Regions from separate parts of the Homo sapiens genome. Here regions 2, 3, 4, 5 and 6 are each linked to region 1. The links are chromatin loops, found by intact Hi-C in ENCODE. Cell type or tissue: MCF 10A. All regions are shown on one strand.

The links. Peaks named below come from ENCODE experiments on the same cell type or tissue, not always from the same donor. Only the 100,000 strongest peaks of a DNase experiment are listed, where the experiment ranks them.
Region 2: a loop joins it to region 1, with 12 times the contacts of the local background. A loop is called at or near these places in 5 of 110 quality-filtered maps.
Region 3: it touches region 1 in a loop (10-fold over the local background); 77 of 110 quality-filtered maps call a loop at or near these places.
Region 4: a loop joins it to region 1, with 9 times the contacts of the local background. A loop is called at or near these places in 57 of 110 quality-filtered maps.
Region 5: it touches region 1 in a loop (20-fold over the local background); 14 of 110 quality-filtered maps call a loop at or near these places.
Region 6: it touches region 1 in a loop (14-fold over the local background); 4 of 110 quality-filtered maps call a loop at or near these places.

The regions. Positions count from the first base shown.
Region 1 is chr2:11,828,062-11,832,061 of GRCh38, forward strand. No RefSeq gene overlaps it. Among named protein-coding and RNA genes, the nearest start is that of MIR4262, 6.9 kb to the right of the region's middle. RefSeq lists an enhancer at 1,980-2,696. In MCF 10A, CTCF peaks have their summits at 1,349 (motif pointing right) and 1,982; DNase peaks (open chromatin) are centred at 1,450 and 2,210.
Region 2 is chr2:12,454,241-12,458,240 of GRCh38, forward strand. The region is part of intron 4 of MIR3681HG (MIR3681 host gene); the gene reads left to right. All of the region lies in intron 1 of LOC105373431 (a long non-coding RNA gene), which reads right to left. Among named protein-coding and RNA genes, the nearest start is that of MIR3681, 260 kb to the left of the region's middle. In MCF 10A, no CTCF peak of the experiment used is centred here; DNase peaks (open chromatin) are centred at 1,601 and 2,321.
Region 3 is chr2:13,004,919-13,008,918 of GRCh38, forward strand. It overlaps LOC100506474 (a long non-coding RNA gene), which reads right to left and starts at 2,095. Exons shown (of 6, transcript NR_038434.1): 1 at 1,953-2,095. The region is part of intron 1 of LOC105373436 (a long non-coding RNA gene); the gene reads left to right. In MCF 10A, a CTCF peak has its summit at 2,186 (motif pointing left); a DNase peak (open chromatin) is centred at 2,163.
Region 4 is chr2:12,929,234-12,933,233 of GRCh38, forward strand. No RefSeq gene overlaps it. Among named protein-coding and RNA genes, the nearest start is that of MIR3125, 190 kb to the left of the region's middle. In MCF 10A, a CTCF peak has its summit at 2,184 (motif pointing left); a DNase peak (open chromatin) is centred at 2,158.
Region 5 is chr2:12,171,510-12,175,509 of GRCh38, forward strand. All of the region lies in intron 3 of MIR3681HG (MIR3681 host gene), which reads left to right. Among named protein-coding and RNA genes, the nearest start is that of MIR3681, 26 kb to the right of the region's middle. In MCF 10A, a CTCF peak has its summit at 2,248; no DNase peak of the experiment used is centred here.
Region 6 is chr2:11,950,063-11,954,062 of GRCh38, forward strand. No RefSeq gene overlaps it. Among named protein-coding and RNA genes, the nearest start is that of MIR3681HG, 55 kb to the right of the region's middle. In MCF 10A, a CTCF peak has its summit at 1,671 (motif pointing left); a DNase peak (open chromatin) is centred at 1,657.

The sequences.
Region 1 (4,000 bases):
TAGAATTAATGCTTTTGCATCTTAAAAAACAAAACCTTCTAATTTTGTTGAACACCATCACGGATTTGTTCCAACTCGGACTTCAGTGTGCGGGCTCTTTTATCTATAAAATAAAAATTTGTCTAGACTATTGTCTTTGGCCTGTGGATTCCCACGTGCTGGCGGAGCTCTGCAGGCAGCTCTCACGTGTGCGGGGTAAACGAGCTCGGGGGCTTGGATTTCCCCAGCGTCTCAGCTGTGATCACCTGAATGTTTAAAAGGCTTTACAGCTTGGTTCTCAAACACTGACACATCAGCTCTCTTGCATCGGAAGCCGAGGAAGGTTGACGATGGGGCCATTGACCATCAGCATTGGACCCCAGAGTGCTCTTTCCAGGAAGAGGGAATGCACGTGGCCCTACTACAGCCCTAGAACAGCGGAACTGTCCTGGAGGAAAGTTAAGTCGGCCCCTTCTTAAAAAATTAAAAAGCTGGCTCCTAAAGGCTGGGTGCGTTGGCTCACGCCTGTAATCTCAGCACTTTGGGAGGCCAAGGCAGGTGGATCATCTGAGGCCCAGGAGTTTGAGACCGGCCTGGCCAACATGGTGAAACCCCATCTCTACTAAAAAAAATACAAAAATTAGCTGGGCGTGGTGGCATGTCCCTGTGATCCCAGCTACTCAGGAGGCTGAGGCAGGAGAATCACTTGAACCCGGGAGGTGGAGGTTGCAGTGAGCTGAGATCACACCACTGTACTCCAGCCTGGGCAACAAGAGTGAAACTCCGTCTCAAAAACAAAACAACAAAACTGGCTCTTAGAATAGAAACTTGGTGTGGCCTAATCTACTGCTCCAGGAGAGGTTTGTCCATCTCCACTGACATTCGTCTGCCTCTGCTCTTTATTACTTAAAGACTATTTTATTATTATTTTTGGGGGGAGACAGGGTCTTGCTCTGTTGCCCAGACTGGAGTGCAGTGGTGTGATCATAGCTCACTGTAACGTTGAACTCCTGGGCTCAGGTGATCCCCCGGCTCAGCCTTCAAGTAGCTGGGACCACAGGCACATGCCACCACACCTGGCTAATTTCTGACCACTCCCCTTTGTATTTTATATTTTGTCTTCAGACCTAGTTAGGGGCAGCGCTGTGCCCCATCTCTGCCTTAAACTAAGAGAAAGTGGTGAAAATGCCAGTAGGTTTTCTGCCTTTCTGCTTCCAACTCCCTTTTGAAACTCCTGCTGCATCAAAGGTGGTGATCAGTGTCACTTCTGTTGCAAGCCAGGCAGGGAGCTTGGTACCTGAGGGAAACCAAAACATGAGCAGACAGAAGCTGACCTGACCCTGGAAGTCAACGGGCCCAAATGGCCACCGGGGGGCACAGTCGCTTTTGGTTTGGCAGCACAGCCTTTAAAAAAAAAAAAAAAAGTCCCCACTTTGACAAAGGCCCCTTCCCGGGTAGTGCTGGCCTTGGAGACCAGCCAGGCTGTGGATCCAACTTGTGGGCAGAGGGGGGAGTTCCTCAAGGGGACTGTTTTGGTACCAACGTGCCTGCAAGTTGGCACAGCCCAAGGTCAACAACACTAACTGGCTGGAAAGGGCGCTGTCTGGCTGTTTGTTCAGGTCTAAAAACCATTTAGATCTGCGATTCTCAAAGTGTAGTCTGCAGTTCCAGCACTAGGGAACTTGTTAGAAATGCAAATGCTCAGGCCCTTACCCTAGACCTGCTGAATCTCACCGTGGGCGTGGGGCCGGGTTATCTGTTTTAAGAAGTCCTTCAGGGGATTCTGCCTCACGTACAAGTTGGAGAAGCAGGGTTTAGATGATGCAGTGGAGGCCCTGCATGCTGCTCCCAGGTAGCCTCTTCTGTATTGCTCAGCTCACATCTGACTTTAATTTGGCCTGGCCAGAGCAACGCTCACCGCCCAGAGCTCACAAAGATCTGCCACAGGAGAGAAGCCGCTGGAAAGATTGTCTTCCCCCGGCCACTCCTGAAAAGGAGCTTGGAAACCCAGTACAGGCGCTCGCTTGAGTCACAAGGTGTCGTTGTGATCCTTTGCTACACGGCTTCCAGCCTGAGACACCTTCCCAGGGATGTGGGCCGGCCCAGGCTGGGAGGGGATTCCAGGCCGTGCAGTGTGAGTGAGTGAGTGTGTGTGAGTGTATGTGTGTGTATGGCGGAGTTTGGAGGGGGTGTCCATGTGAAGGAGCAGGCCTGGGCTGTGCCCAGATTGCTAATGGCTCCCTTCCTCCCCCAAATTGTTGGAGCCTGGAGGTGCCTGTCCTGATGCCAGCGATCTTTTCACTGGTGCAGGAAGTCCATTCAGCCCTGCATTGCTTTTAATGAGTTTTGCAAGCAAGTGGCCTCTTCCTGTGACTCATTCTGCCTTTTGTGCACCGGAGATTGTGGTTTTAAGTTTCACTTTGGAAAGTAACCACCACTTCTGCTGCTTTCTCCCTGTTGGAATCTGAACAAGTTACATTCATTTTGCAACAAAGAAATGTAAATGTAGGAGCCGCCAGTCATATTTCTGCTCTGATTGTAAAAACATCCTTTTCCGAGATGGTTGACAGAGCCAAGCTAAGAAGAAATGGTTTATATTTTCAAGTAACACATTCATTTGGGAACTCCGTATTTCCCGCTCCCCCCACCCACCAAGTTTGCTTTTGTTCTTTGTCTTATTGATTCGTATTTCAGGGAGATCCTAAAAAATAAACAGTGCTTGTTGGTTGAGTGAGGCGGTTAACCTCTAATTTATTGAAAGAGACTTCATTCTGGACAAAAGTTTGTGTTCTTCCTTCATGCAGTACACAGAGGATGACCATAAGGATAATTTCTTGTACAGTAAAATGTTTTTCCTTCGGACCTTCCACACAAATCCGCTTATGGTATCCGAATAGATGAATTTCTTAGGATTAGCGAGTATATGTTAAGTGGACAAATATTATACAATATTTTTCCTCAAATTTAAATAATGTAGGCATATTTAAAATGTTAGTGTTGAACTAAATTTTTTATATAACTTTATTTAAATATGTACAAACATTGAACAGTAGCTCTTACAGCATTATAAAACCAAAATTCATTTAAGTACAGATAAAACTATAGTGCTAATCAGCTGGACACAGTGGTTCATGCCCAGCATGAACTCTCAGCACTTTGGGAGGCCGAGGTGGGTGGATCCCTTGAGATCAGGAGTTTGAGACCAGCCTGGCCAACATGGTGAAACCTTGTCTCTACCAAAAATACAAAAATTAGCCAGGCATGGTGCCACGTGCCTGTAATCCCAGCTACTTGGGAGGCTGAGGCAGGAGAATTGCTTGAACCCGGGAGGCAGAGGTTGCAGTGAGCCAAGATTGCGCCACTGCACAGTGAGACTGTGTCTCAAAAACAAAAACCAAAACAAAACTACAGCGCTAATAGAGTTCAAGTTAATATTAATGGTACGTAGTGGAAAGTGCTGATGTATTGAAGCTAGTGAAATGATGTTGGATTTGGGCTTATAATAGATGTATCTGTGCTTTTAGTTTCATTTGTCAACTTGATTCTTCTGACTTGAGCATAATGGACCACCATTAAAATCATCATTATAACGCTGACTTCTGCAAAACGCGGTAGTGAAAAAGTTCTTATTCCATATTGACATCTACATTGACTGCCAGTGAACTGTTGCAAACTTTTACACCAAGGATGGGATCTCCTTGATCCATTGCCTCACAGGACAAATGTGGCACTGACTTGGATTTGGGGACTTTAAAGTTCAGCCAGAATTCATTGTCCTGATTTTCTCTTTTTGAAGTGCTGTAAAGCCTTGGTTTGGAGGTTACATGATCATTTCGCTTACTCAAATCCTTGGCACACTTACGGATGTACAGGGAGCGGTCCTGCACTCCGATCCATCCTTGGGCAAAGGCTCAGCGGTCTCATGGGAGAGTAGAGCTGCTCCTTCCATGGGGAGGAGAGAGGAGCAGGTGAAGAGACCTGCAGGAAGCCACTTCCAGACCTGCATGTGCTCTGCCGCCCT
Region 2 (4,000 bases), 630 kb after region 1:
CAAGAAGGAATTCTCTGGAAGACTGTCTTTGGACTCAAACTGAAACTCTTTCCCGTTTTCAGCCTGCCAGCTTCCCCTATCAAATTTTGGACTCTCCAAGCCCCCACAATCATCAGAGCCATTTCTTAAAATAAATCTCATTTTTATATATCTACATCTTCATCCTATAGTTTCTGTTTCTCCAGAGAACTAATAAAATGCATCCACTCACTGGTCATCTGTAAGGAGGCTACACTTCTTTTTTTTTCTTTTCTTTTTTATTTTATTTTATTTTATTTTTTTTGAGACGGAGTCCCGCTCTGTTGCCCAGGCTGGAGTGCAGTGGCGTGATCTCAGCTCACTGCAAGCTCCACCTCCCGGGTTCACGCCATTCTCCTGTTTCAGCCTCCCAAGTAGCTCATACTACAGGCGCCCGCTACCACGCCTGGCTAATTTTTTTTTTTTTTTGTATTTTTAGTAGAGACGGGGTTTCACTGGGTTAGCCAGGATGGTCTCGATCTCCTGACCTCGTGATGCGCCTGCCTCGGCCTCCCAAAGTGCTGGGATTACAGGTGTGAGCCACCACTTGAGTGTCCTCTCTTGCCTTGACACATCCCACGTTTCATCCCAATCATCACAGCCGCTGCTGATAACTTTGTAGCATGTGGCTGAGAGTCTTCTTTGGAAATGCAGCAGATCCATTGTAAATAGGAATCCAACTAATGAGAAAGCAAGACCATGGAAAGCCAGAGCCATGAAGGCGTGGAAAACCAATTCACTCAGTCCTGCTACTCCTGTTTCTTGCTCTGAAGAGAGGCCTAGGAGTGGCTACTTTAAGCCGGAAGTGCACAGGCTTTGCAGTCGGGCAAAGGAGGATGCGCAGTGGCATTTAAGGACCGATAACTAGGAGTTGGAAGGGTATCAGGCCATCCCAGGGGATGTTACAATGGAGAGAGGTAAACATAAAAGCCACATGCGTGGCTTTTTACCCAAGCATGGCACTAATTAAGAACATGGAACACAAAAACAATCTCTGGAATTTTACAGGTTTCAGGAGTGTAAGTCCCCAATTGATGAGATTAAGTTTCTACCATGTAGCAAAACAGAGGTTTGAAATGAATATTGCCCATGTACAGAAAATACAATTACATTCTTGCAAAATTGATTTTTTGCAGGCTGAGATTAATATCTGCTCCAAAACTTAATATTGTAGAGTAAATGGTGACACATCATTAGTACTTAGATTACATATATTAACATATTAATATAGATGAGTATCATAAAATAACATACTTATATATAATGGTAAATAAGAAAAATATAAAGCTGAGTGACGATGTAGAATAAACCACTGGTTCTGTGGGCAAACAAAACTGTATTTGAATCCCAGATTCATGACTTGACCCGGGAACTTCAGGCAGGTACTAATATTTTCTTAGGTAGTGGTTGCATTTTAATCTGTAAAATGGAGACAATCTTTTGACCTTGGAGGAATTTTGTCAGAAATAAATTTGATTAAAAATCTAAATCATTGAGTCCAGTTTCTGACCAAATAGTGCTCAGCAGATGGTGTTTCCTGGATTCTGTCCCAGTGTGTAAAATATGTATGAATGAGGAGGACGCCTGGAAGGAAATAAATAAAACCGAAAACACATTTGTTGGGGTGATGAAATGATGCATGATTAATTTTTCACTTTTCAAAAATTTCTGCAATGTTGCATCATTCTTTTAACAATAATATATATACTATATATATACATACATATATATATACTATATATACACATACATATATACTATATATATACATATATACTATATATACACATACATATATGTACGTGTGTGTGTATATATATATTATATAATATATAATATATATAATATATTATATAATATATAATATATTATATATTATATAATATATATAATATAATATATATATATTATATATATAATATATAATATATATAATATATATAATATATATAATATATATATAATATATATATAATATATAATATATATAATATATATTATATATAATATATATATCTGAGAAAGCTTTTCACCAAGCTCTACAGTCCACAAAGTAAACAGAGGAATGTGTCAGATAAATTTGGCTTCTCTCTCTGACCCTGCTGCCTTACACAGAGAGGGGCGGAGCAACGGGGGAGCCCAAGCACTTCCTTTTTGGTTAATCAGCCTGACCCACTGATTGCGACACTCCAGAGCCTCATGCTTTTCTCAGCCTTTAAGTATCTTTCTGAATTGCTGTCCAAGGGCAAATTTTTCCTGTCAAACAGACCTGCAAGGTTGCTAGGCACATACAAGGAAAAAGAGATTCTGGTTACTCAATACTTGTTTTGCAAAGTCTGTTTAAAAAAAATTGCATCATATCTCATTTGATGATTGTGCAATGCAGGGTGGATACCTAAACTGAAAGTTAAGTAAGACTGAGCTGTCGGCACCTTTGCAATTGAGACATCCATTTATACGCCAGTGGAAAATATTCAGTTGTTATTAGTTTTAAGTAAAAAAAAGGGGGATAAAGCCAATGAAAATAGACCCCAATGCTCCCTGCACAGATAAAATACACACAGAAAATTTCCTATCCTGTTTCTTCTCAGGTATTTGGTACATTATGCTCCTGTGATGAATATAAATAGGATTAGTCTTTGGATCCTGCCAATTCACCTGGGGTTGTCTTTTAGTACAAAGAGTACCGATTAGGGAATTGCCCAATCTGGATGCAAATCCTGATGACTGGCAAATGACTTAATCTCGCTGAGTGGGATTTTCTTCCTCTTTATGATGAGGATGGTAATAGGAAGTCAGAAATTAGTGGAGAATAACTGTAAAGGACTGAGGCTATAGCCTGGCATGCATAGGGGATCAATACATATTAGTTCCCTTCCAACTCTTAATTTTCCTCATCTTAAACTGCTCGCCGTAATGGGTCCTGTTTCATGCTCACTTATCAAACATCATTCCGCCCCAGGACCTACATTAATACTTGGGGTGGGGTCAACAGATACAGGGAAGAGTCAGCCATGGGCACTGCCCTTCACATGCTCACAGTTTATTGGTAGAAGAGGCACATCTGTGAGTGGATTCTGGAAATAGCAGATGGCAGGGCATCATAAGGGAGAAGTTTATGGAGCCTGGGGAGGCAGGTATGGAGGGAGATTGAAGAAGGAGAAATACTTCTACACTCAGAGGTGCCAGAAATCACTGTGCAAGAGCTGGGCTTCCATCTAATGGTGTACTATAAGCAAAGCACAGTCCTAGGGAATTTGAGCTGTGTCCCTAAAAACAAAACCATCAGCTCATAGTCTGTTTACACAGTTGCTTCTCTAGTTGGTGTTTCTCTAACTTTGGGGCATCATTCACCCTCTGCAAATGTCCGTTTCCTCAACCTCCAAACATGGTCAACATTCCATGCTTCTTGAGTATGTGTTCTGAGGGAAGAGTTGGCAGTGCAAGAGAATGGGACAGGATGGGGAAAGGGAATTAGTGTTCAGTGATATAATTGACATGAAATTGGTTAAATATAAAATCTTGGGAAAACGTGAGACATTATTATGGTGCATAATTACATGCTTAATACAAGAGATGTGGGTTTTGAATCAGACAAAGGACTCAATGTTTTGCACAGATTCAACACTGGTACTTTGAGTAAACTGGATACTTCTTTGTTGATCTAAAGGGAAGAAACAGACAATCCCCAGTCGAGAGTTTCCACAAGCAGTTGAAGTGCATTGCTCAGCCGCAGCTCATTCCCTCACCCAGCACATGCTCTGTTACACTTTCTACTGTCTTTGGCACAGAAAGTGCACACACATATTCTCAAAGGGAAAATGCCATGCAAATGACACATTTTTCACAAGATGTGGAATTTCTTGTGTCTGTGATAGGCCTGAAGGCTCAGAGATAGGTACGATTTTTAAAATTGTTGTCATAGAACAAATAAACTTGAACTGAAGCCTCTATCCAAACACACCTGACACCTAGAAATTGG
Region 3 (4,000 bases), 1.2 Mb after region 1:
ACCATATCTCACATGTAAGGTATGAATAATAATAATGATAACAAAAACATCCAATTCACAGTGTTTGGGAGAAAGATCAGAAAGATAGAAAGTGCAAAAGAAATCATGAATTTCAAAGTCATTTCACCAGTTTTTAAATAGAGAATGTCCATTTCACCAGTTTTTAAGTAGAGAATGACGTTCATTTTCCTAGAACTCAACATTTTCTTTAGTTGCATATTTGTTGCATATAATTATATTAAAAACTGAAGGGAAAAACACACACATTGCCTGCATAGTCACGTGGTGGGTTCTGAGAGGAACCAGCAGGAAAATGAAATTATGACTCTAATAGAAGAACTGAAAGATGGATGACCTGATATATTCAGGGGTTATCTCTAGCAAAGATGGGAATCTCATTTGGGTAGTAATTAATTATAGGTGCCTCAACATTTTCATTTGTTATGATTAACTTAGTTTAGGTGATCAATCTTGCTTGTCAGCTCCAATAGATAGGTAGAATTTCCAGTCTGAGATGGAAATTATTTTGATATTAATCAATCTTTACTTGTTCTGAGATGACAGTTTTCCCCTGTTACCAAGTCCTGAAGCTCAATTAGCAGCCTGGACATTTTATGTATTTTCTACATTGGCAAAAGGAAAACCATGTATTATTTCATAAGAGTTGAACCTGTTGCAGAGACTAAAGTCAGTGTCTCTCTTCTTTGGCTATGCAAAACCAAACCAAACCAAACAAACAATAACAACAACCACACACACACACACACAAAACAAACAAGAAAAAACCCAACAACACAAAAACCAAACCAAAACAAAAAACTGCTAACATAGTCTCGGGCCTTCTCTTTACTGCTGGCATTTTCTTTCTTGCTCACGCCCTTCCAGAAACACTGGCTTCCCTGCCCTTCTCCAATACATCAGGCATATTCCTGTCTCCAGTTCTTTGCACTGGCCTTTTCTTCCTGCACATATCCTTTATGGCCGTGCAGCCTTTTCCCTTAAGTGCTTCCTGTCCTCCTTCCTGCCTCTGTTCCTCCTCCACAGCCCCGATCACTTTCCCGCATACTGTGGTATTTTATTTTATTTATTTATTTTTTTGGTTTATTGTAGGTCTGCTGCTATCAGCATATAAGTTTGTGAATTCTGGGGCCTCTATCTTTTCTGTTCTCTGCTGAACTTCCAGAGCTGGAACAGTGCCTGCCATGTAAAAGGCACTTCCTACGTAGCTTGTGAAAACATGAGTGAGTCTTCACAGTAACTATGCTTTAGCATGTCATTAAAAACAATTTCAGTGTTGTAAGAATTAAACCTCCTACGAACATTTCTGATATGCCGCATACCCATGACTTGCTAAAGACACAAATGAGCACTTAAATATGACTTCCAAGAGATTGTTATTCAATTCTTGGAAGTTTCATTTTCTTAAATTTTATCGAAAATACTGGGTTGAATTAAAAATTCATAATATTCCTAAAGAAAAGAAAATCTTTGCATTTCTGAGTCAAATACTTACCCTTTTAAATCAGAATTTAAAAAATAAAGTCAGTTTACTCATCAATCAATTGCACATCTCTTAGAGAATCTAAAAAGGCATTTTGCTATGTCAAGACTTGAAGAATGGGACCACATCTGTGTGCTCGAGATGCTTATAGTCCAGCTGCCTTGGAGCACCACTGAGCGTGAAGGAGGTGGTTTGTAGCTGGGAAGTCTGGTCTTAAATACGGTTGCTGCTACAAACTCGGTGAATAGTATTAGCCAGGTAACCTTTCCTCTCTAAGCCTCAGTATCTCTCCCTATTAAATAGAACTGGAGATAATGATAGATAGAAGAACTCTAAGTTCCCTTACAGCAGCAAAATGCTAGATTTTAAATCAAGAGATAATAAAACAAAACACATAGCTGGCTTTCAATAAATACTTCTTGGCTTGAAAAAAACGAAATTATTATCTCACTGTAGTGGGAACAGGCTCCTGCAGCTGGTGAAAGACAATCCTCCTTCTAGCTGCTGAAGTTGAGCAGGTCTGCTGTAACGAGGAACAGATAGCATCAAGATCATTTCCAGGACTATCCTGGATGGAAGATCTAGGGAGGGAGCAAACCCACCTAGTGCTAGAGGACAAACACACCCCGTTCTTGGGAGGAGACCTCAGAGGCGCTTTGTAATGTGGCTCTGGCGCCACCTGGTGATTATTCCTAGAATTTTTCCTGTAACTCCAAGGCTACCAGCGACAGACAAAACACCCTGCAAAGGATTTATCAATGCATTAAAGCTGTATGTAGTTCAGGGAATGGGAGCAGAATAAAGAGACTATTCTGTCATAAGAACCAGGACAGAATGAAGCTCCAGAATCCCGTATATTTACATTTAAAAATAATCATTCACACAGCAGCTGAGACTAATTCTGGCCAATGTAAAACCAAATGGACCCAGCTGTTCTCTGACTAGTTGAACAAGCTCAATCATTTCAATATCATTTTTATTGGTGATTTTAGTTCACACCAAAAAAAGTTGTACAACTCTTCAGGGTTGAAGCAGTGTTAGGCGCTGGCCGTGGAGACAGGGAGTCACACAGTCGCAAGGAGCTTGTATGCAGACGGGCTTTACACCCAGTAAGTTGAACACAAACCGGAGGACAGCATTTCTCATGTGGGAAGTACAGCGGGAATGTTACAGAAACGTGCCTGTGAAAGTTAACTAACTGTGGACCAAGCAGCATTGGGCATAGTCGAAAAATCAGAAATGGCTTGGCAGTGACTTTTTGCAAGTCTTCACATTTTGATGATCGAAAGTGAAGAAGCTCATTTACGGTGGAGGGAATTGGCATAAAAGAGCATGGAGGTCAGTTAGCTCAGGGTGTCCCCCACACATCTGGCTGGGTGTGCAGGATACAAGAGGCAGGGCTAGAAAGTTCAGGAGGGCTCAGGGCAACCTTAACCCTGAATGAAAAGGTTGGACTTTACTGCCTGCTGGGATGGGGGATGAAGTATTGGAAATTCATGAGGCAAAAACCATGTGAATTTATTGGAAGGAAAAGCTAAGATTTTTACAAAAAAAATCTGTGATCTTTAGATTTGACTCTAGTTAAACTCTGGGAATCTCTAGTTGGGAAGAATATTGATCACACTCACACTAATACTTTAACGTTATTTATTTATTTATTTATTTTGGTGGGCAAATATGCTTCAAATGTCATCAGTCCTCCTTGGGAGATATTTGGACATCAAAAGAATTATATATATATATGCTTAGTTAGGAGTAAGTCAAATTAAAGTGTAACATTTTTCATATTTGTGATTTTAAAAAATAACTCATGTGAGTTTAGTTTTAGAAGAATCAAAGAAATTACTTAGGTAAATAAAAATGCAGTGCTTGTACTGAGTAGGATTGTATGAAGTCTGTTCATCATCTTAAAAACAGGCAAGGAAGATTTTCAGCAGAATGAGATTTGCTCGGATATTAGAATGGACACATGAGAATTAAGAACAATGGTTCCATTCACAGATTTTAAAAAGCCTTCACGGATGACTGGATCAAAAAATCTTTGTCATTTTAGATTTTGTTAATCTTTGAACGTTAATAATTTTTAAATGTTCTGTGAAAAAGGATACACATTTTAAAAATGTATTTAATGTTTCATATTAACAAGTTATCTATGTTTCCCAAACTTGCTTTCAAAAAATAAAATTTTCTGGGGAACATTCTAGATCTCTTGAATGAGGACAGACTTTGCAGGTGAATTTTATGATCTAGCAATTTGGGAAAGCACACTGGAATTGCCTTCTTAAAATCCTCATCAAACAGCTGACAGTCATCCCCACAGATGAGTAAATGATGGTTCAGAGAGGCTGAGTGGCCTGAGGTCCCTGAACAAGGTACTAACCATTGGGATTCTAGTGTCTGTCTATCTGGGTGATTCCAAAGCCCAAACTCTGCCCAATATACGTGACTGCCCTGCAAATAAAGATGATCTGACAATTGGGCATCTGTAAACATCTCTCT
Region 4 (4,000 bases), 1.1 Mb after region 1:
TGCTTGTAGAATTTCTACTAGGCAGTAGCCACTATGATGGAAACTACACATATCATCTTCATTAATTCCCCGCTTTCCCACAACAGCAACAAATTAAAAAAAAATCAATGATGTATTGTTTTTCCTGTTTGGGGGGATTAGGAAACTAAAGGACCAAGGGGTAGGAGCCAGGATTTAAATTTAGATCTTTATGATGCCCTAGAGGGTATTCCTCAACCACTTAAGTACAAACACAAAGCAAAGTCATCAGAAAAAACATTTCTGTTATGTAAAATCAAACGTAACACCAAAAGGGAGCAGCAATATGTTCTTTAGCAAATTGTGACTCAAAAAAGAAGAAGCTTCTGTCAGCCAAGGGAGATTCAGCAACTGGGTGCTTAGCTCTGCCATGCCACAGAGCACCTCTTCGCTTCTCTAAAAGTACTTAAAAAAAAACAACTGGCTGTTTATGCATTTTTATTCTCACTATGTTGTGAGCCCCTGCAGGACAGAAATTGGACATTACTCATCCATATATGCCCAGAACCCAGTAAAAAGCCTAGCCCTGCGTAGAGCTACTACGTGGCTGGACTCTAGGAGTCCCCACTTAAATACTGGTGTTAATGTGAGTGATGGAGGCAGGGCTGTGCTCCATAGGAGGCCCACAGAGAGCAGGTGTTCCCTAAATGATGACAGAGGGATGGGCTTGTTTCAGCCAGCCAGCTTCTAAGAAGTTTCCAGTGAGATCGAACTGCTCCTTCCCCTACATTTTCAGGGCATTCTATTTAGTATGCACCTTTCCCCCTTCCTCCACCCCACCACATTCTCATCACAGTTCTGTGTGTCAGAATGATGTTTATCCCTAAGGCTATTTATGGGCATGACTGGATTTTATCTTAGCTTCCTTGAAGTGGCCCAGTCAAGTGAAATGAGTCTGCATTTTAAACAAAATAATGTGCTTCTTTCTAAAACAAGATTTTTTAATCTATAAAATATAGCTCATAAAACCCTTTTCACACATAATCTATGCTAAGTAATATCTTTTTCTTTATTGTCTATTTCATTCCTCCCTCCTGGTGGGCACACCATGAGAGAGTTCCTTGAACGGGTGTGTCAACTGTTTCCCAGTGGCAATAGGGCCGTTCTGCCTGTTACTGCAAAAAATGAGGTAGAGTTCCCATATCTTGGAGGATATATCTCTTCATGGGAAGAGAAAAATCCTAGCTCTGCATTCCAGCTCATGGGCTGTGTGCACCAGCTATTTTGGGGAAGGGGAAAGCCAGTCTCACAACACTTTCCCCAGAGAAAAGATGCCAATCTCAACATTAACCATTAGGAAACATCATTAAAGCAGATGAGAAATGGGCTGCGGACATTTTTATGAGCCCAAAATACTCTACTTGGAGGTTTTATGGAGACCACAGGAAGCCAGAGAGACAATGACATCCATACCCTTTTTTTAGAGTCTGCTGAGCTGAGGAACAATCTCTGTGCTCCATAGAGTGTGTTTTTGCAAGTGTAAATTACCATTGGGGGCCATGTCAAAGTAAGCCTTTTTCAGAGACTTGTGCACCTGTTGGAGATAGAATGCTCTAGGCCAAGTAGTTGTGGGCTTACTGTCCATATCCATCCAGAGTTGCAAAGAAAATACTTCCTTTTGATTCCAGGACAGTCTTGGAATTAGTCTTTAGAGAAGGCTATTCTGCTTAAATCTGCATGGTTGCAACATTGCACCAGTAATCTCTATATATTGGTTTTCTTATTTTTTCATATGACAAAATGAAGCTCAGAAAAGTTGAGAAACTTGCACACACACACAACTAGTAAGTAAAGGAATCAGAATTTGACTCTGCATGTTCTTCCTTATGGCACCACCTCCTTATCCAAGCCCAAAATGTAGATTTAAGGCAGGGACAGGAAAGAGGGTGTGCATACAGAAGTGGCCCCAAATGAGGTCTCTTGGGTCTTTATTTAGGGCAAGCTCAGCAGAGATATTTTTTTCTCTGTACATCAGGAATTGTGTTTTTAAGGCATTAAACCACACAGTGAAAATAGGAGAGAGGTGAGCAAAGTCCTGGCAGGTTGCTCTCTGCCTTCAGTAATGCAGTTGTGTGTTTTCCCGGGAGCCCTAGAAGAGGGATGGGGAAGATGGTCCAGAATAGTCCTGAATTGTAGAGCTTTCCTATTTATACTGACATCTCGTGGTAGTGCTGTGTGACTGCAATCTGCATTGTCTTGGGAGCCAAGCATTCAACTTTACCAATATTCATTTTACTCATTCGTGAATTAATTGAACCAGAAGTTGTTACTAAGCACTTGGTATTTGCCAGGCACTGTGCTAGACACTAGAGAATACTATGACATGCTCACAGAAAGATCCTGGGAAAGACCAAATTGGAAACTCTTAAAGGAGCTCAATGCTTATCAAAGCGTTAAGAACAACAACTAGTGAATGTAGGTGGCAGAGTTGGCCAGGTACTTAGTAATGGTGGTACTATGTCCTCTGCATTTATCATCCCATTGAATCTTCATAATGATCCTCACTGGTGAGTATTCTCATTCAGATTTCAGATGGAAGGAAACTAAAACTATAAGAGGTTATTTAAAACACCCTAGTTTAAAAACCTCCTAAGCAGTGAAGTTAGGATTTGAACTCTGATTTTTGAGATCTCACAGCCAGAACTATACTTCTCTGTGAACAAACAGCAAGAAGAGATTAATTCCAATGGTCAAGTGTCATTTGAAAAGGGCTTAAGTTTATTTGCACGAGATTTAGCCCATGACAATCATGGGTATCAGACTTCCCAGATGTCTACTAGTTAAATGAAACTAGGTCTGTTCAATTTAATTTAATTTAGCAACCAAAACCCTACTGCTAACATCTTTGTGCATATGTTTCAGTTGGTCTTCTTCTATAAACTCGTAAATACATGAATATATAAACAAAAAAGGGAATCATACTGTATATGCTGTTTGTAACTTTCTTATTTTGTCTAATTTATTAGCTTCCTATTGCTAAACACCAACTTATCACAAATTTAGCTGAAAACAACTCCCATTTATCTCATAGTTCTGCAGGTCAGATTTCCAGGCAGGCTCGATTGGATTCTCTGCTTAGGATCTCACAAGGACAAAGTCAAGATAATGTGCCCAGCTGGGCTCTTATCTGGAGGCCCTGGGGAAGAATCTGCTTCCAAGCTCATTCTGGTCTTGGGCAGACTTGAGTTTTTTGTCACTGCAAAACTGAGGACCTTTTTTATTCTTGCTGGGTGCTGGCCACGGACCAATTTTGCTCCTAGAGGCTCCTCTCAGGTCCTTGACAATGACCCTCTATCTCAGCAATGGACAGCCGCCTCCAGGTCAAATCTCTCCCCACTTCTAATCTCTCGAAACTTCTCTTCTACTATTATCTGGGAAAATTCCTATTTTCAAAGGGCTCTTACCATTAGGTTAGGTCTACCAAGATGACCTCCCCTATCTTAAGATCAACTGATAAGTAACCATAATGACATCTGCAAAATCCCTTTTGCTGTGTAATGTAGTATATCCTGGGAATGCCACTGGGGCAAAAGTCAAGGGGCATTTTAGAATTCTGGCTACCACGTTTAACAAACATGTTTTCAAAATGTATTTATTGACAGCGTACTTTGTGCTTGAGTCTAGGCTCTAGAGCTATGATAGTGAACAGAATACATAAAAACTGCATTCATGTAGCTGACATCTAGTGTCCTGGAAGGAGATTTTCTATATTGAGGAATATGCCTATATAACTTTTCATTTTTATAGATATGTAATTCCACTGTATAAATATACCATAATTTAAATAAGTACTTCCAGCTATTGAATAATTTAGATTCTTTTCAATTTTTGCATTTGTAAACAACATGGCAATAGAATTCTTTTGCACTATTTGCAGATAGATGCCTGGAAATGGAATTTATGGGTCAAAGTGTATTATTTTGACACATGATATTAAACTGTTTCCTGGAAAGTCTTGACAATCCAGCATTCCTGCCACCAT
Region 5 (4,000 bases), 340 kb after region 1:
AGTTCCCATGACCCCCTCAGGTTTGATAATTTGCTAGAACAACTCACAGAACTCAGGCAAACACTATACTTTATGATTACAGTTTTATTATAAAAGGGACACTTAGGGAAAGTTCTGGCAGTGTGTGAACTTAAGTGCAGAGCTCCTGTGCCCCCTCCTGTGGAATGGGGGTGCATTGACCTCCTGTGGAATGGCGGTGCATCGACCTCCTGTGGAATGGGGGTGTATCGGCCTCCTGTGGAATGGGGGTGCATCAACCTCCTGTGGAATGGGGGTGCATTGACCTCCTGTGGAATGGGGATACATTGACCTCCTGTGGAATGGGGGTGCATCGACCTCTGCAGCACATCCATGTGTTCCCCGGCAGAAACCCCCCTGCCCTTCCCGGTCCTCCTCATCAAGCTGTGTGTGTTTGGCAGAGCAAAGATCTGGGGTTCTTGAGCTGGAGCTCTGGCCCCTGGGTGACATCCCCTAAGCTCCTAGTAGCTACCAGTCCTGCTGGATGCCCTGCTCACATCTTGGAGTTGATTAAACTCAAGAAAATAGGTGGCTTGGAAAGAAAAACCTCAGGATTCCCCTCTCTCTGGCCACACTGAGCCTCAAAGCTGATATGGCTCTGCTGGGGTTGGTGAGGGCAAGAGACCTTTTGTGCTGTCACTTTCCTTGTCCCTTTCTAGTACTGAGAGGGGAATGTCTAGGTAGTTTCAGCTTGACGTGTGCTCATACTCTCTCTCCCTGTCTCCTTCCCACCATCCACTGGCATTGGAAAAGAGTGAGCTTTTGGTCCCCAGTTGCCATATACTCTTCCCCTCAAGCAGCAGCAAGCCCACACCTTTGCTGTCAGAGGAAGAATTGAAGAGGTGGCTTTAATAGGTGAACCTCCTTACCCAGCACCCCGTTCCCATGCCTGTGATCCTATCTTCCATGCCTGAGGCATCTGTTTTTAGTTTTTAAAATTAATGTTTTAATTTAGAGATAATTTTGATTCACATGCAATTGTAAGAACTATTACAGAGACCCTGTGGTGTACCCTTAACTCAGTTTTCCCTAGTAGTAACATCTTGGACAACTATAGGAGAATATCACAACTAAGGCATCGAGATTAATACAGGCAAAGCATAGAACATTTCCATCATCACAAAGAGCCCTTCTGTTGCCCTTTTGTAGCCACACTCATTTCTCTTCCATTCCTATCCCCTTCTTAACCCCAGTAACCATTAATTAGTCTGCCATTTCTATGAAGAGATCCACTGTAAACATAGGTGCACAGGTTTTTGTGTGAACTTAAGTCTTTATTACTGTGGGATAAATAGAGGAATCCATTCCGTAAGATGTTCTAACATCCCCTCTGGAGGATGGACACTTTGTAGAACCATGGCCAAGGTTAAGTACTTAGGAAAACAACAGGTAATACATTAAAAATTTAGATATTGCCCTCTCAGACGATTATTAAGACATGTATTTGCCCATGTTAGAAAATATGATGAAGATATTTTTCAGATTGCATATAATAAAAATACTATGTAAACATAATTATAGAAAAAATCATTTGCCATTTAGTACTACTTTCCAAGCACACATAGGCAGGAATAGATCCAAAATCCCTGGAGAGAGTGAAGCTGGTAAGTAAGAAAGATTTATTTTTCACATGTTGAGGGGAAGTCCTCACTGCTGTGCCTGGGCTGGTACCATCACACTAAGTGTCAGAGAGTGACGCCAAAGGAGATGTTTTCCTTTCAGAACTCTAATCACTAGTGAATCCCTCCCTCCCTTCCTTCCTTCTCTCTTGCTCTCTCTCTTCCTTTCTCTCTTTCTCTCTCCTTCCTTCCTTCCTTCTCTCTCTTTCTCTATAACTCTGTTGTCTATCATCTCTGTCCATCTCTATCTGTCCATCTACCTATTTATCTATCACTATCTGTTAATATATCTATCTGTCTATCATCTGTCTCTGTCACTCTATCATTCTATCTATCATCTATTTATGTATCATCTATATAATCTACCACTATCTATTATCTATCTATCTATCTATCTATCTATCTATCTATATCTATCTATCTATATCTGTCCCTCTATCTAATCTATCAATCACTCCTACTACATCTATCATCTATCTATCTATCTATCTATCACTATTTATCTATCTATCATCTATGTAATCTATCTTTTTTTTTGCAAGTTTGAAGGACTGAAGGAGCAGAGGGAGAATGCTCCAGTCACCCAGTGCCCACTAATGGCTGGGATAAGGACTACGCTGGGCAAGAACACAGGCATAAATGTGAATAGGATTTCATCCCTGTGGAAACTCCTTCCAGAGGGGAAGTGGGTCTCTCTCTGGGTCTCTAACAGCCTCATCTCAGGAGATAGTGACTGGCTTGTGTCTTTCTTCCTTTCTTGGAGTCCTAATCCCTCAAGCATTTCTGGATACTGAGATATTTCAGACCCAACACATCTAGCCCTTTCTCAGCTCCTTTAGAATTTCCTCTTTCCTTCCACTTTTTTAGAGATAATATGTGGATAGAAAGAGTACTGAAAAAGACTTAACCTTCTGGTCTCCTTACATCCTCCCTTCCTGAATTGCAGGCAGTACAAAAGTCACATTCCAAAATGATCACAGGACCAACTGCTCAGAGAAAAGTGATAGGTCAGCATTTCTGCATGGTAGCTGTCACCAAGTGCAATCTATCCTTATGGTATTTATATATTTTCGTTGAGGTATTATTGCATCTAGTAAAATACACAAATCTCTCAGGTCCAAAGCTAGATGGATTTCTTACATCAGTGTGTACGTTTGTAACAACTGTTCAGTCATGATATAGAACATTGTCATCATCCTGGATGGTCCCTCGGGCCCCTTCCTACTCTGTATTCACCCCCTCAAGGTTAGTACTGCTCTGATTTCTGTATTCTGGCTGAGTTTTATAAATTTAGGTTTAAACTATGGTTAACAATTTATAGCAGAATGCATGTGCAGCAACACATAAAAAGAGGAAACATTTTAGAGAAATATAAAAATGTTAGATTTAGTATTTGATGAAGTAAAAAAAAATTTGCAAATAGATGAGCCGCACCCACTAGGAACCCATGAGGCAACAATGACCTAGATGTACAGATAGGAGACCCTTGGTCCAAAGGTACACGGAAGGAAGACATTTTCTAAATTACCTTTTGGGTGTGCACTTGTTATTCATATAATCCCCAAACATCAGAGATGGGAGAGACTGAAGTCAGCACCTAGGTTCATCTCCTTTCTTTATAGAGCGGGAAACCAAGGCCCAGTGGAGCTACGACATTCACACAGGCCTCAGAACATGTTAATATCAGCACTGTGACATTACACTGTCCATCCTTCAACAGTAGGACATGGCTGTCTCTTCTGTTTACTTATCAAAGGATTAAAATAAAACATCAGTAAAAATTGAGAGACTTGGACTGTTATGGGCTGAATTGTTCTCCCCTAAAGTTGATACATTGAAGTCCTAATTCTGAGTACCTCAGAATGTGACTGTTTTTGGAGATGGGGCCTTTAAAGAGGTAATTAAGGGAAAATAAGGTCATGGGGTTGTGCTCATTCAATAGAACCCATGTCGTTACAAGAAGAGGAGTTTGGAATGCAGACATGAATAGAAGGAAGACCATGTGAAGACACAGCAGGAAGACGCCATCTACAAGCTAAGAAGAGAGGCCTTAGAGGAAGCCAGCCCTGCCAACACTTTGATTTCAAACTTCCAGCCTCTAGAACTGTAAGAAAAATACATTTGTGTTGTTTAAGCCACCCAGTCTGTGGTACTTTATTATAGCAACTCCAGAAAACTAATACATGGGCTGACAAAAGTAGCTGGTGTCTATTTGCTTATTCTATGTGTTCAATTATACATTTACTGAGAACCTAATATGTGCCTGTTACTCTGGGAGATGTTGCACTAAGGACTTTAAATATATTAACTCAATTAATCCTGAGCACAGACCTCTGAGGTAGGTATTGCTATACCCATTTTAT
Region 6 (4,000 bases), 120 kb after region 1:
ATGAAACCAACCCAATAGTTCCATAGATTTTTTTTGGGAGGGGGGTAAACATAGAAATTAAACCTTATGTTAGTAAAAGGTTCTATTTGAGTTCCTTCCTCAGGAAATGACCTTCAGGCCTCTCAACCTACCAAATTTTGAGTTTCTAGTGAAACTCATCAGATCACCACATCCGGACAATGAGATGCCAGACCCCTCATTCATCATGATTGCTTCATTGCCCCTCCTTAGTTCCTGTTTTCTTACACATTGTTGCATTTCTTCCTTGCTATCAACACCCCTAATTTTAGCTGGTCAGGGAGATGGATTTGAGACTGAGCTCCCGTCTCCTTGGCTGCAGCATCCAATTAAAGCCTTCTGCCTTGGCAATACTCATCATCTTAGTCACTGGCTTTCTGTGTGAGGAGCAGCAGGGCCTAGATGGAATGCCTGGTGTTTCAGTAACACACAACCTATCAATGATAGGTGGGGTGCCAATGATTGGCTGAAAAGCAGAACAAAGGGAAATCCTGGGGTGGAGCACTCTACATCTTTTTGCCCACTTGTGTAGATACTGTCAAAACTCTTCAAACCATATGTGTAAAACATGAAATATATTGCATGTAAATTGTATCTTCACAAAAGGCAAAAAAATGGAAACTTTATGTATCAAAGAACAATATTAAGAGTATAAAGACAAACTACAAATGTATATTTTCAACATATATAATCAATGATGGTTTAATATCTAAAGACTTACAACAGATCAAAAAGAAAAAGACAATCTAAAAAAAGTGGGCAAAAAATAGAAGCATTTCAGAGGAAAGGAAATTTGAAATGGCCATAAACATATGCAAAGATGTACTATCTCATTAGAAATCAGGGAAATGCATATTACAAATTACAAGTAGATGCCATTTCACCCCTAGCAGACTGATAAAACTTAGTAATGAAGAATAGTAGAGAAAACAGAACTTTACGGTATGTTGTTGGGAATGTAAAATGTGTATAAACATGTTGGGAAAAAATTGGCATTATCTTTTCAGGCGGAGATGTGTAATATCTCTGACTCAGCAATTCCTCTTCCAGGTATACACAAAAGATACATTCTTGTTTGTGTGTACCAGGAGAACTGCAGAAATATATTCTTAGTAGCAATGTTGATAATAGCAAAAGCTGGAAACCACTCAAATATTCATTAAGAGGAGAATGCATAAATAAATAGAGGTTTTTTCATGTGATGGAATACTATGGCAAAATGAATTAACCACAGCTGCATGCATCAGTTACTGTGAATCTTAAGAAAACATGCTGAATGATAAAAGTAAGTTTCTGAAGAATATTAAGAGTATGATACTATTTGTATAACCTTCAGGCAAACAAAACTTTACAATTGTTTAGGGATAGATATTATTCAGTTACACTTTATATGAAAGCAAGGTACCAATACAATAAAATCAAAATTCAAAATCATGTTTCCCTTTGAAATGAGGGAGAGGTATACAGGGAGATTGAAGGGAATTGAAATAATCTATTTTAAACTTGGGTCTCCAGAACAATGGTGTTTTGTAATTCTAGATACATCATCTATGATGCATTTTCTTTTCTTTTCTTTTTTCTTTTTTTTTTTTTTTTTGAGATGAGTCTCATGCTGTCACCCAGGCAGGAGTGCAATGGCGCCATCTCGTGCAACCTCCGCCTCCCAGGTTCAAGCTCATGCCTCAGCCTCCCGTGTAGCTGGGACTACAGGCATGCACCACCGTGCCTGGCTAATTTTTTGTATTTTTAGTAGAGATGGGGTTTCACCATGCTGGCCAGGCTGGTCTCGAATTCCTGACCTCAGGTGATCTGCCCACCTTGGCCTCCCAAAGTGCTGGGATTACAGATGTGAGCCACCATGCCCGGCCTGCATTTTCATATTTTTTTGTGTGTATACAAATATTTTCATAATAAAACATTTAAATGGGTTTTTAAAAAGTTGAAACAATATTTATAGCATGTGAACTAGCATCCTACATAAGGCAGTACAGATACAAGTTAAATTATGAATGAGCTTGTGCTGGAAGAACATAAATGGGATGAATCCTTCAGTGACAGGCTAGAGGCCCTTGGTCTGCAAGGCTTGAAATGCCAGGCAGATGCCTGGGAATTGGAGCGGTGAGTGCTGGGTAGGCCTGAGGAGCCTGCAGCTCAAGACCCTGGAGTAAACCCGCACAGGGGCAGGCACTGTTGGGGGAGGCTTGGGGACCTTGAAAGCTCCCCCAGATTTACATGGAGAGATAGCATGGTGAGCAGCCCTGACCAGGGCTTGCCCTCATTTCCCTGGAGAGGCCACATGAAACGACCGAAAGTGGCTTGCTTGCCAGCCTTCGCAGATGAGGGGTTTCAATGATATTTTACTTGATTTCAAAAAAATAAGATATTTCTCGTACCTTGAGAGAACTGGCTTGGTTTCTACTCTACGCTAAAGAAAGGAATAATCAGCAATATGACTTTATAGCAGGATATTCATAACAGCATTTATTTTAATATCAAAAGTGGGGCTTTTATATCTAAGATATATATATTTGTATATACTTATATATAATTTTGTATGTAAGTACTATATATATTTATACATTATACAAGCACTATTACATATGTAATATATAAATACAAAATATAAAATACACAAGTATATATACATATGCAATATAAATTAATATAATTCAATAAAAATTGTATAAACATATAACTATATTGTAAAATATTTCAATTTATACATATTTAAATGTAAATGTAAACCCACTTTTTGATATAAATATTGTTATGAATGTCCTATTGTACCTTGTAAAATGCTCACTGATGTTGCTAGTGGCGAGACTATGGAATTTTAAAAAATCTTTCATGCTCTGACTTTCCCACAGAGCCTATGAAGACATGTTATTGCTCCTTAAACACTAAATTAAATATCTGGTCATTGATTCTAAGAAAAGCGCATGATCGCATAGACGCAGTGCTTGCGCCTCTTCATGCCCCTAGAGCTTCCAGTCTCATCAGGCAATTCGCAGCCACTGCTGATGCAGGTGAGGACGCCATAGCCATGGCATGAGGCTTCCACAGAGGGCGGCTTCCCACATGTGTGTGTCACTTCTGGTCCCAGTTTGGCTCCTGGGTGTTCAGGGCCCTTTTCACAAGCTTCAGTGACTCACCTTATACATGGCTCCATCATAGCACTTGCAATTTTTATAAAACAACGTAACTCAAAAGCTAAGGGTAAGCAAGCAACATTTCAGACCAAATTTTGATGTAGCTTATTTGAAGGATAAATTAATCATGCAGGCTCACCCGTTCTGAATAGCAATGATAGCAACAGACTTAAAACACGATGGTGCCACAGGTTTCCATGGGAGGCTGCCAGTGTGTGGGATGGGGGTGCCTTTGATGTCAGGCTGATAGGTTTTCTCTTCTTTTGATCTGATGGCTGGGGTCACTTTGAAGTGCTGAAGATGAAGAACTTCTATCTTAGGGACATTGTCTTCTGAAATTTCATGAGGTTAGATCTTTATTGCCAAAAGAGAGAGTCTTACTCCATGAAAAATACATGGCATGACTGTTGTGTGAGTGCCATGGAAAGAAATAAGAAGGAAGGAGAGGAGGGAGAGTGCAGTCCCATAGGTGAGATTTGCAGGCAGCAGGTGGGGCCAAAATAGAGGAGTGATTGAAGGAAAGAAGGCTGAAGGAAAGATCTGATGGAAGAATAAAGATGGAACAGACTGTGGGGTGCTCTATAAAGAAAACAATATAAAGAGTACCAGCTAATGAGTTAGACAATCAGTTTCAAATTCTATGACCTTGATTTAGTGTATTCCCATGTCTGCTAATAAAGACAGACCCAAGACTGGGTAATTTATAAAGAGATTTAATTGACTCACAGTTCAGCATGGCTGGGGAGCCCTCGGTAAACTTATAATCATGGCAGAAGGCAAAGCAAACACGTCCTTCTTCACATGGTGGCAGCAAGGAGGAGAATGACAGCAAA